2 separate regions of the Homo sapiens genome follow, and region 2 is linked to region 1. A link is an interaction called in ENCODE POLR2A ChIA-PET data of the cell type or tissue named here. Cell type or tissue: CD4-positive, alpha-beta T cell. All regions are shown on one strand. Links, peaks and the distances in the headings refer to the core of each region. The heading gives the core; the rest is flanking DNA.

Evidence for each region. ChIA-PET counts read pairs that join two places held together with the same protein. Peaks named below come from ENCODE experiments on the same cell type or tissue, not always from the same donor. Only the 100,000 strongest peaks of a DNase experiment are listed, where the experiment ranks them.
Region 2: POLR2A ChIA-PET joins it to region 1 with 14 read pairs; 7 of 35 experiments call an interaction of 5 or more read pairs at or near these places.

The regions. Positions count from the first base shown.
Region 1 is chr11:412,651-418,008 of GRCh38, reverse strand. SIGIRR (single Ig and TIR domain containing) reads left to right here and starts at 3,010. Exons shown (of 10, transcript NM_001135054.2): 1 at 3,010-3,186. It overlaps ANO9 (anoctamin 9), which reads left to right. Exons shown (of 23, transcript NM_001012302.3): 23 at 1-71. RefSeq lists silencers at 778-827, 1,038-1,117, 1,148-1,267, 1,328-1,397 and an enhancer at 1,918-2,537. In CD4-positive, alpha-beta T cell, for the core only: no CTCF peak of the experiment used is centred there; DNase peaks (open chromatin) are centred at 598, 1,118, 2,868, 4,393 and 4 weaker places; H3K4me3 peaks cover 4,911 bases; H3K27ac peaks cover 2,283 bases.
Region 2 is chr11:267,027-272,384 of GRCh38, reverse strand. No RefSeq gene overlaps it. Among named protein-coding and RNA genes, the nearest start is that of NLRP6, 8.7 kb to the left of the region's middle. RefSeq lists an enhancer at 2,836-2,905. In CD4-positive, alpha-beta T cell, for the core only: no CTCF peak of the experiment used is centred there; DNase peaks (open chromatin) are centred at 2,764, 3,444, 4,654 and 5,094; H3K4me3 peaks cover 2,575 bases; H3K27ac peaks cover 2,848 bases.

The DNA.
Region 1 (5,358 bases), core at 224-5,223:
GGTGTCCTGAGCCCACCTCGCTGGCCTGTTCCCTTCAGCCAACCCGTTTCTGCAGTAAAATTAAGCCTGTCTGTCTTGCTTTCCTGGCCTCGCTGGGTCCCGGGTGGATTATATCTGCCCTCAGGGCTAGATGGGAAACAGACCCGGAGTGTGGAACGTCTGGAACCAGGTGAGGCCGCCTCAGGCCGCCTGTCCCTTCTCCAGTTTTCCATGGGCTTCCAAGGGAGGGGCGCCTATGGGGTCCTCTCCCCGTCCCTGCACCTGGGGTGTTGAGGGAGGCAAGAGAAGACATCGGGGCCACTTGAGGGTGGGGTGGGGGTCAAGGCAGGCTTCCTGGAGGAAAGGGAAGAGATAGGGGCGGACGCGCAAAACCTTGAGGGCGGTGGACGCTCCGAAGAGTCCCCAAGGCTCTGGGGCTCCGGGGCTCTGCGCGCTGGTTGGGCTGGTTTGGCCACTGGCCCCAGGCCCGTGCGGCAGCGGCTCCCGGGCAGCAGCGCAGCCTCCAGCGCCAGCCTTGGGCGCAGAGCGGGACGCTGGGGTCCGCCCCCGCCCTGACTGCGGGGCGGGGCCGCACCTGCTGCCGCTGCCGGGGCTACGCCGCCGCCGGGGCTGTTGCCGCTGCGCACCTGGCTCAGGTGAGCTGCCCCGCCCCCGCCCGGCGCGAGCCCCAGGTCCTGGCAGCAGGTGAGTGGCGGTCGCCATCAGACCCGCGAAGGTGAGTGGAGGTCGCAGTCCTCCCAGAGCCGCTGCAGGCCTGGAGTCGGGGCCCGGGGCGCTGCTTGTCCCTGGGCGCGGTCTCTCAGGAAATGGCTCGGGGCCGGGGAGGTTCCCGCGTCGCCCGGAAGCCCGAGCTCGCCCGCGTCCTGGCCCTTTCCAGGGCTGGGGGAAGGGAGGAAAGTGGGCGAAGGGGGCGGGGGCCACCCTTTCCTCTGCCCGACGTGGTCAGCGGCTTTTTGGTGACCCTCGCGCAGAACAGAGCGGGGCTAGGAGCGCCGAGGCGCGCAGGGATCCCACCTCGGTCGCCCAAGCCTGGATCCCAGCTCGAGGCTTCCTGAGGCGCCGAGGGCGGACCAAGAGTCAGGCTGGGGCCCGAGCTCGCCCGGCGCCGGGTGGAGCTTCCGCCATCCGCGCGCCTCTGCCCCGGCCGAGCGCCCCGAGCCGCACCCCCGTGCCCGCCTCCCGCGCGCGTCCTCGTTCTCCGCCCTCCTCACTTGGAGGGCGCCCAGGGCGCAGGTGGGCGCGGGGTAGGGGAGCGAACCAGAGCCCCTCGGCCTGCGGGGCCGCAGCCTTTTACCCACGTTCCTGCTTCAGGACAGGCGCTGGGGGCCCAGCGCGCACGGGGAGCGGAGGGGCGGCGCGTCCGAGCTGAGCGGGAGTCGCCCGCAGGGTGCTGGGTGCTGAGCGTCGAACCCACCGGGCAGGGGCGGCCGCGGACCGAGGACGCTGGCTGGGTCTGAGGGCGGGAGGAGCTGGCGCTTTCTAAGAACCTCAAGGTGCCCAGCAGAGTGCGGTGGGCAGTGCGAGGCGACCAGGGCCAGGCTTGGACTGAGATTCTGGGCGCCTCGGAAGAGCTGTGCGGGCGAGGGTCGGAGACTTTGTGGGTGTTCATGCTCACCCTGGACGGTGGACCTGGGGGCTCGGGGGTGCAGGACGTTAGCAGAGAGAGGGAAGGAGAGGGTGCCAAGCCAGCCCTGAGAGATGGTGACGCTGAGACCGGGTGCACAGAGCAGCCGCCGAGCCGGGGCTTCACAGTTGGCGGCTGACCCCAGGGCCTGTGCTGGAGGCCCTGCTCCTGCTTCCTGCGGGGGTGCCCTGGGCCCTGCTGTGCCTGCTTCCTGACCTGCAGTGTGGGGAGAACCTTCTTGAGGGGCTTCCAAGGACCCACTTCAAGGAGGGGCTGGTACCAGGCTCTGTGGGGGAAGGGGTGCTGTCTTTGGGACCCTGAGCCCAAGGCCCACCATCACCCAAGGCTGAGTACCGGGACAAAGGAAGGTCCTAGCAGGGCTGGGACTCAGTCAGACAAGTACCTGTAGAAAGCCTGCTGCTGAGAGGGTGCTCAGCCAGGGCCGGGAGGCTGGATGGCAGCCCTCCACAATGAAGCCCTGCCCCCATGTGGCTGAGGGCAGGGCCAGGGTCCAAAGGAGACCCTTGTCTGATTCTGTGGGCAATACCAGCCACCGGTCACTGGGTCCCCAGTCCCAGGTCAACCTGGGGAGTGTCAGTTTGGTGACAACAGGAGATGCCATCTGCCCCTCATCTGCTCTGAGCCAGGAGCCTCGGCCACCTGTGTTTGCTCCTTATTTGGAAAAGGGGGCGCTGCCCTCCCACCCCAGCCTGAAGGGAAGGTCCACAAGATGCCATAGTCCCTTGTAACTGCTCACCCATCGGGGGAGCTATGTCTGGGAGAGGGACGGGGAGAGGGCGGAAGAGTTCTGCTGGAGCCCCATTGTTGACCGGGAGTTTCTGAAGGCCCTGTTCCCCGGGGTCAGAGGTCAAAGACACATGGGGGAGCAAACCGGCCCCTTGGCTCCTGAGTGTGAGCTCTAGTAGCGTCTGGAAGGCATGCCGCGCGGTCCCCGGTCCTCCTTGTATGTGTGCAGGGTGGCCCTGGCGGGGGTCTCCTGGCTGGAGGACCCCCCATGCATTACCCCTGGAACCTGCCCCTTTGAGCACCCCCCACCCCACAACACACACGCACACACACAAACGCACGCACACGCACATACTGCACACACATTGCACACACGCAGACACACTGCACACACACACACACACACACACACACACACACACACACACACGCTGCACAGAGGAAAGTGCCGTGCCTGGGTGGGTTGGGGCGGGCTCCAGAGGAAGGAGCCGCTTGACTCAGAGCTACAGGAAGAGCCGGGGCAGGCGGGGTGAGAACCACCAACTGCCCGTCCTCCCGCCCGCCTAGGGAAGGGGTGGGTGCCTGGGTGGGGTTTAGGGTTAGGAGAGGATGTGACTGCAAGGCCAGGAAGCTACAGGGAAAGTTCTGATCAAAATACACAAAGACACAAGCCAGGTCCCCACCGCGCTTGGCGATGCATCCATAGCAGCCTTGGTGCTGTGGACACTCCCTGGGGCCCAGCGAAGGGGAGAGTTTGCTCCCAAAGGCGCACCAATGACCAACATTTGCCCCCCGGAGGAAAGAACTGGAACCAGGTGACTGCCTTCCCCGCTGCTCTGAGTGAGCCTGTGTCAGGGCCTGGCTGAGAGGAGGCCCACGGCGCCCAAGACCCATATGCATGTGTGTGCATGTGTGTGTGAGACAGAGCGAGGGGCAGCAGGAGGCTGTGTCGCATCAGCGGCCAAGGGTGGGTGTCAGGTGCAGTGTGTGTGCTGTGGGGTGCCTGTGGTCCTAGGCTCTGTGACAAGCGTTGCAATGGGTGTTGTATATACTCAACAGTTGTGTGAGGGGTCTGCAGCCTAAGCTGTGTGCAGTGGTAATGGGAGGTGTGTGTGGTAGGAAGTGTGCTGTGTAGGAGGTGCAAGTGTGCACACGGGCTGAGACTGAAGCTCTGTGCAGGTGCACATGGGCCAGAGGGCTGTGTGTATGTGATGTGTGCAGGGGAGGAGGGGCAGAGGAGAGGGTGCAGGGGAAGTTAGGGAGGGGAGGGGGTACAAGGAAAGGTGTGCAGGGGAGAGGGTGCAGGGAAAGGTGGGGAGGGGAGAGGGTGCAGGGGAAGGTAGGCAGAGGAGAGGGTGCAGGGGAGAGGGTGCAGGGGAAGGTGTGCAGGGAAAGGTGGGGAGGGGAGAGGGTGCAGGGGAAGGTAGGCAGAGGAGAGGGTGCAGGGGAAGGTGTGCAGGGGAGAGGGTGCAGGGAAAGGTGGGGAGGGGAGAGGGTGCAGGGGAAGGTAGGCAGAGGAGAGGGTGCAGGGGAAGGTGTGCAGGGAAAGGTGGGGAGGGAGAGGGTGCAGGGGAAGGTAGGCAGAGGAGAGAGTGCAGGGGAAGGTGTGCAGGGGAGAGGGTGCAGGGAAAGGTGGGGAGGGGAGAGGGTGCAGGGGAAGGTAGGCAGACGAGAGTACAGGGAAAGGTAGGGAGGAGAGAAGGTGCAGGAGGAGGCAGGCAGAAGAGAGGGTGCAGGGGAAGGTGGGGAGGGGAGAGGGTGCAGGGGGAGGCAGGCAGAGGAGAGGGTTCAGGGGAGAGGGTGCAGGGGAAGGTGGGCAGGGGAAGGTGGGGAGTGGAGAGCGTGCAGGGGGAGGCAGGCAGAGGAGAGGGTGCAGGGGAAGGTGCGTAGGGGAGAGGGAGCAGGGGAGAGGGTGCGGGAAGAGGGTGCAGGGGAGGGTTTGCAGGGAGAGGGTGCAGGGGAGAGGGTGCAAGGAGAGGCAGGCAGCGGAGAGGGTGCAGAGGAGGGTTTGCAGGGGAGGGCACCTGCTTTCTTGCTGTGCTCGTATCCTGGCAGTCTGCCCTTGACTTCCAGAAGGCTCTGAGGCTGCTTTTGGAGGGAGGACTTTGAGGTCTGAGCTTGGGGCGGTCACGGAAGCACTGCAGGAGATGCCAGGGGTTCTGCTGGGCTGGCGGTGTGACCTCCCGGGCTTGCTGTGAGGGGTTGGTTTCCTGGGAAGTGTGTGCTTTAAGGACCCTCAGTGGGTGGTTCCCCTGGGTCAAGGACTTTCCTTGGAGTGTCCTCCACCGCAAAGGACTTCTTCAAGGACCCCCTGGCCATCCCCCATGGGTGTGTGCCTCATGCTGTATCGGTTCCCGAGGAAACTGCCAAACAGTCAAACCTGGGGCCTCTGGCTGTGCTTCACCCATGGAGAGGGAATAGGTGGCAGGCTAAGAGGACTGTCCCTGCCACTGCCTCTGGGGCCTTAGCGGGGAGGAATCCTGAGGGAGCTGGGGTGCAGAAACTTAGGCTTGATCCCCACATCCCCACTTCCACTGTGTCCCTGCAGCAGGGAGGGGAGTAGACAGTCAGTGCCTGTTGGATAAACAGGGTGACCCTGTGGCATCCAGTGAGGAGAGGCCCCTGGGGCCCTGGGCTGCCAAGGAAGAGGCTCTGGGCTTCTCCCTGCAGCCACCTCACTGAGGAGCTTTGGGAGACTTGAGGTGTGTGTGGCTGCTGCTACGGGCTGGGAAAGGACATGGGACCCGAGACCTCCATCCCCACCGGGCGCTGTTCACCCTCCGGCCTCACAACCGCAGGGCGAGGCTAAGCTGAGGGTTCCCGAGGTGTTTCCCGAGGTGTTTCGAGGTGTCTGTGCTCACGTGCACTCCTGACTGTAACCAGACGTGGGCCAGAGCTGGGCACCCCCCCTCGACTGCATCCAGACATGGTTAGAGCTGGGCACCCCCCCCCCCCGACTGTATCCAGACATGGTCAGAGCTGAGCAC
Region 2 (5,358 bases), core at 247-5,246, 150 kb after region 1:
CTTCCACAGCAATGCTCTCTGTGGCCCAATCTTCCACGAAAGCAAACTGTCCTCCAAGGCAGGTGCTGGGCGTCCAGTGCTCCTTAAGGAAGGTCTTTCCCTTCCCCACAGAGACCCAGAGAGAAAGCGCCTCCCCCATGAAGCTGCTGGTCAAATGCTCGTTCCATTGGGCACTCACTGTACCAGGAAACCTGCTAGAGCAGCCGAAGAAAGAAAGGTTCAAACTGGTCTCAAAAGTAAGACGGCCTCAACACGGAAGGGAACCTGGACACAGCTGCAACATGGACGGCCCTGAGGACATTGAATAAGCCAGACACAGAAGGACAAATGCTGTGTGTTAGCACTTACCTGAGGCCCCTAGAGCCTCCGACTCACAGAGAGAGTAGAACAGCAGGGGCCAGGGCTGTGGGAAGGGGATGGGAAATGGGTGTTTAATGGGGAGAGAGTCTCAGTTTGGGAAGATGAGAAAGCTCTGGAGAGGGACGATGGTGATGGGTGAACGATGTGAATGTACTTCATGCACACTTAGCAATGGTTAAAATGGTATATTTTATGTTATATAAATTTTACCACAATTTAAAAAATAAGACAAAAAAAGCCAGTGTATCCATAATCTGATTAATTATTAGCTCAAGTGTTTTCCCGAGATAGGTCAGGAAATCAAAGCCTCTGCTTGTTTCTTCAGGAAGGGCCCCTGGCAGGACCTTGAGAACAGCAATTGATCTGCCCCACCCTGGAGAACAGGGGCCGTAAAGTCTTATCAGGGTCATCATGCCACCAACCCTTGCCACCCTCGGAGAACAGGAGCCCGCAAGGTATCCATCCTGTATCCAATTCCCTCTCAGAGCTGAGCTGCTCAGAACGAAAGCTGTCCCCAAGTGTGGATTAATCGTGGCCGCTGGTGGCTGTGGGGTGTCCCTTCACCAGCCGGGGGCAGCCTCCCTCCCTGGCCCCCAGGCCCTGGTGGTCTTCACTGGGGAGGCAGGGCCTTGCCGCCAGGGCCTCCTGTTGGTGGGGCCTGGTGGAGGGGCATGAGTGGGACTCTCTTTCCAGAGGGGGCTGGGCCCCTCAGCCTCAGAGGCAGAACCCCCTCTTTTGCCTCATTAGGTGGATGAGAGGAGGTGCCTATCTTTGTGGAGCCCCAGGACCTGTCCCCTTTACTTCCAAGGACATAGAGGACAGGAGGCCTGGGAGGAGCAAAGAGCCAGAGGCAGAACTGCCTCCTGGGCATATGACGCTCTCCCTTGGGGCGGAAAATCCCTCTTGCCCTGCAGGGCAGGGGGCTCTCCCAGCTGCCAAGGCCATCAGGGTGGTGACATGGAAGCACTAGGGCCCTTCCTGCTGCACTTCGGGAGCCCACCAGGACCTGGGTCCCGCCTCCTCCTCATTACAGGCCCGGGGACCCTCTGCCTCCCGATCCCCTGTGCTACAGTGGACCGAGCCCCTGCCCCGAGGGTCACACCGCTGCCTGCTGGGAAAGGCAGCTGGCCCCCGTCGGGCTGGCTCTCCCTGGTCCAGTGTGCCCTCCTGGGTAGTTCCTCCTCGCTCACCAGCACAGCTCTGGTGCACACACCCACAGCAGGTCCACACGGCTGCCACACCACCTCCCTTCTCTGCTCAAATGTCTCCTCTCCCGAGGCCTCTGACCACCTGCCTAAGGTACTCCCCAAGTTTACTCTCTTGTGCATTGGTGTCCAGAGGCGGTAAAGCCTGGGGGTCTGGGGTCCTGTGCACCCTGTTGAGTGGGTGGCTGGTCCAGCTCCTGGCTCTGCCACTCACTGGTCACTCTGTGACCCTGGACACACTCTAGGTGAGTTTCTGTGTCTGTGGATGGACGGTTCCTGCTCCCTAAGGTGGTTGTGATCTCAAAGTGGTGATATTAAAACACTAAGAGTCGGGCCTGAGTGGAGCGGGGCCTCCTCCTTCACATAAATCAACTGGAAATGGACCAAGGCTGACATTTAAGAACTAAAACCATAAAACACTTAGGAAAAAATGTAGGGAAATCTTCATGACCTTGGATGATGATGATGATGATTATTATTATTATTTTTTTTTTTTTGAGACGGAGTTTGCTCCATTACCCAGGCTGCATTGCAATGGCGCGATCCCGGCTCACTGCAACTTCCACCTCCTGTGTTCAAGCGATGCTCCTGCCTCAGCCTACCTAGTAGCTGAGATTACAGGCGCCTGCCACCATGCCCGGCTAATTTTTGTATTTTTAGTAGAGATGGGGTTTCACCATGTTGGCCAGGCTGGTCTCAAACTCCTGACCTCAAGTGATCCACCTGCCTCGGCCTCCCAAAGTGCTGCGATTACAGGCGTGAGCCACCGTGCCCGGCCGACCTTGGATTCTTAGATATAACACCAAAAGCATGGGCAATGACAACAACAACAAAAAGATAAATTGTACTTCATCAAAATTAAAATCTTTTGTGCATCAAAGGACACTATCAAGGGGCTGAAGAGATCACCACAGAATGGGAGAAAATGTTTGCGAATCATATATCTGGTAAGGATTCATATACGTAATATAAAAAGGACTCCTTCAAATCAACAACCAAAACCCAAACAGCACAATTTCAAAATGAGCAAAGGACTTGAATAGACATTTCTCAAAAAAAAAAAAAGATGCGAATGACTGACAAGCACGTGAAAAGTTGCCCAACCTCGTTAGTCATTACAAAAATGCAAATGAAAAGAACAGTGAGATACCTTCTTACCTCCACTAGGATGGCAATTATTATGCAACTAAACAAAACAAACATGAAGAAAACAAGTGATGGGAAGCCTCCCATGTTGCTGGTGGGACGGTAAAATGATGCAACTGTTGAAAACAGTTTGTTTTTTCTTAAAAGACGCGGAAGAATTGAAAACAGGAACTGAAACCACACTCGTGTTCACTTTGCTAGTAGCGTTATTCATAACAGTCAAAATGTGGAAGCAACCAAGTGTTCCTAAACAGGTGAACAGACAAACAAAACTCAGTCTATCCGTACAGAGAAATGCGATTCAGGAATGAGAGCCCGACGCATGGGTGAACCTTGGGCACATCACGCTGAGTGACATGAACCTGACACAGAAGGACACGTACTGTATGAATCCACTTCTATGAAATAATTAGAACAGGCAAATCCGTAGAGACTGAAAGTAGATGAGACACGTGACCAGAGGCTGGGGGGACGGAGGAATGCAGAGTTGCTGTTTAATGGGGACGGAGTTTCTGTCTGACGGATAGAAAGGATTTTGGAAATAGTGGTGATGGTTACACAATATTGTGCATGTAACTAACATCATTGAACTGCACACTTAAAAATGATTAAAACAAAAAGAGTTCTGTTACGTCTGATCCTTTGCCACGATTTTTAAATAGCGCCTGCCCCGTGGTCAGTGCCTCCTGTGTTGGCCGCAATGCTGTGCTCCTCACAGCTGGCGCTGACCGCTATTTCCTGCTCTAGGGCGGTAGGCGGCATCTGAGAGCATGAACAAAATGCCCTACCCAGAAGGAGCTACGTCTTTGTTGGGAGACAGAAAATAAACAGGATACATAAATAAACAACACATGGATTAAACAGTGCCAAGGGCGGGGCGCGGTGGCTCATATCTGTGATCCCAGCACTTTGGGAGGCAGAGGCGGGCGGATCACTTGAGGTCAGGAGTTCGAGATCAGCCTGGCCAACATGGTGAAACCCCGTCTCTACTAAAAATACAAAAATTAGCCAGGCGTGGTGGCGGGCATCTGTAATCCCAGCTACTCGTGAGGCTGAGGCAAGAAAATAGTTTGAACCCAGGAGGCAGAGATTGCAGTGAGCAGAGATCACGCCACTGCACTCCAGCCTGTGTGACAGAGCGAGACTGCGTCTCAAAAAACAAAAACAAAAAACAAACAAAAACAGTGCCAAGGACAGAGCAGAGCGGAGAGAGGAGAATAAACGAGGGGGCAGGTCCGCGGTGGGGACGCAGTCAGGTGCAGGGCAGGGCCGTGGTCTGGCAGGAGCTGGCCCACTCAGGACACAGGAGGCCTGGGTGGCTGGGAGAGCCAGGGGGGCCGAGGAGCGGGCAAGGCTCCCTGGGCTGCTGTGGGGCTGGGGAGGGTGTGAGGGAGGGAGACGTCCGGCTCTCCTGAGGGGAAGGGAATCAGAGAGGGGCCACGCTCTGCACATGCGTAAAAAGGGTGGATCCCATGTGGCGTGTGAGATGAGAAGGGCTGAGGCAAGAGGAGGGATGGAAGTGGGGAACTAGAGCGAGGAACAGGGTTTGCAGGTAACGCCCAAGGCCCAGGTATCCTAGTTTGAGAAGCCTATTTACCAGGGAGCTGGGATGGCCGGGACCAACCCGGGCAGCAGCCGTGCAGCCCCTCCTAGTCACCACCCCCAGCCCAAGGAGGGACAGGTGAGGACTTCAAAGGGCCAAGCCCTCCAGCGTCCTCATCAGAAGCTCAGGTGAGGGCACACAACGTGAATTTACCGTTGCACAGTGCAAGCTCCAGCAAGTGAGGCTCAGCAGTGCCCTTGCAGAAGGAAGTGTTTTCCCCCAGCCTTGTCCCCGCTGCGGTGATTCCCCTCAGGGCAAAAAATCACTCCCCGGAGGCTCCCGCAGTCCCCCAGAACCATTCACTGCCCCATCTCTTCCGGGTCCACCCCACGAAGCTTGATCCACTCTCTTCACCCTCCCGGCTCCCAAAACTGTCCAGGGACCCGTGGAATTTCAGGGTCTAACAGCAGCAAAGCACCTTTTGCTCTCAAACTTCTCTGAAGTTCATTCCGCCCTCGGGCTGGCACGATGTCCTGTCCAGCTCCTCCCGCCTCCTCCTCGCCCCTCCCCCTCCTCCCCTCCTCGCTCCTCCCCCCTCCTTGCTCCTCCCCCCTCCTCGTTGCTCCTCCCCTCTCCCTCCCCCTCCCCTCCCTCCTCGCCCCTCCCCCTCCTCCTCGCCCCCCCTCCTCCTCGCTCCTCCCCCCTCCTCGCTCCTCCCCCCTCCTCGCTCCTCCCCCCTCCTCGCTCCTCCCCCCTCCTCGCTCCTCCCCCTCCTCCTCGCTCCTCCCCCTCGCTCCTCCCCCTCCTCTTCGCTCCTCCCCCCTCCTCCTCACTTCTCCCCACTCCTCCTCGCTCCTTGCCCTTCCTCCTTGCTCCTCACTCCTCCTCCTTGCTCCTCACCCCTCCATGTGGGCTGGAGATTTGTCTGTTTTGCTCACTGACACTTCCCAAGCACCTAGAACAGGGCCTGGCACCCAGTGGGAGCAGCTGATGTTTCCCGAACAAGTGAGCCCAGTAACTTTCAAACAGGCAATGGAAGCGCCAGAGGGCTTCCCCCACTGGCATTATTTTAAATTTTATAGGCAATGACTGAATATGTTAATT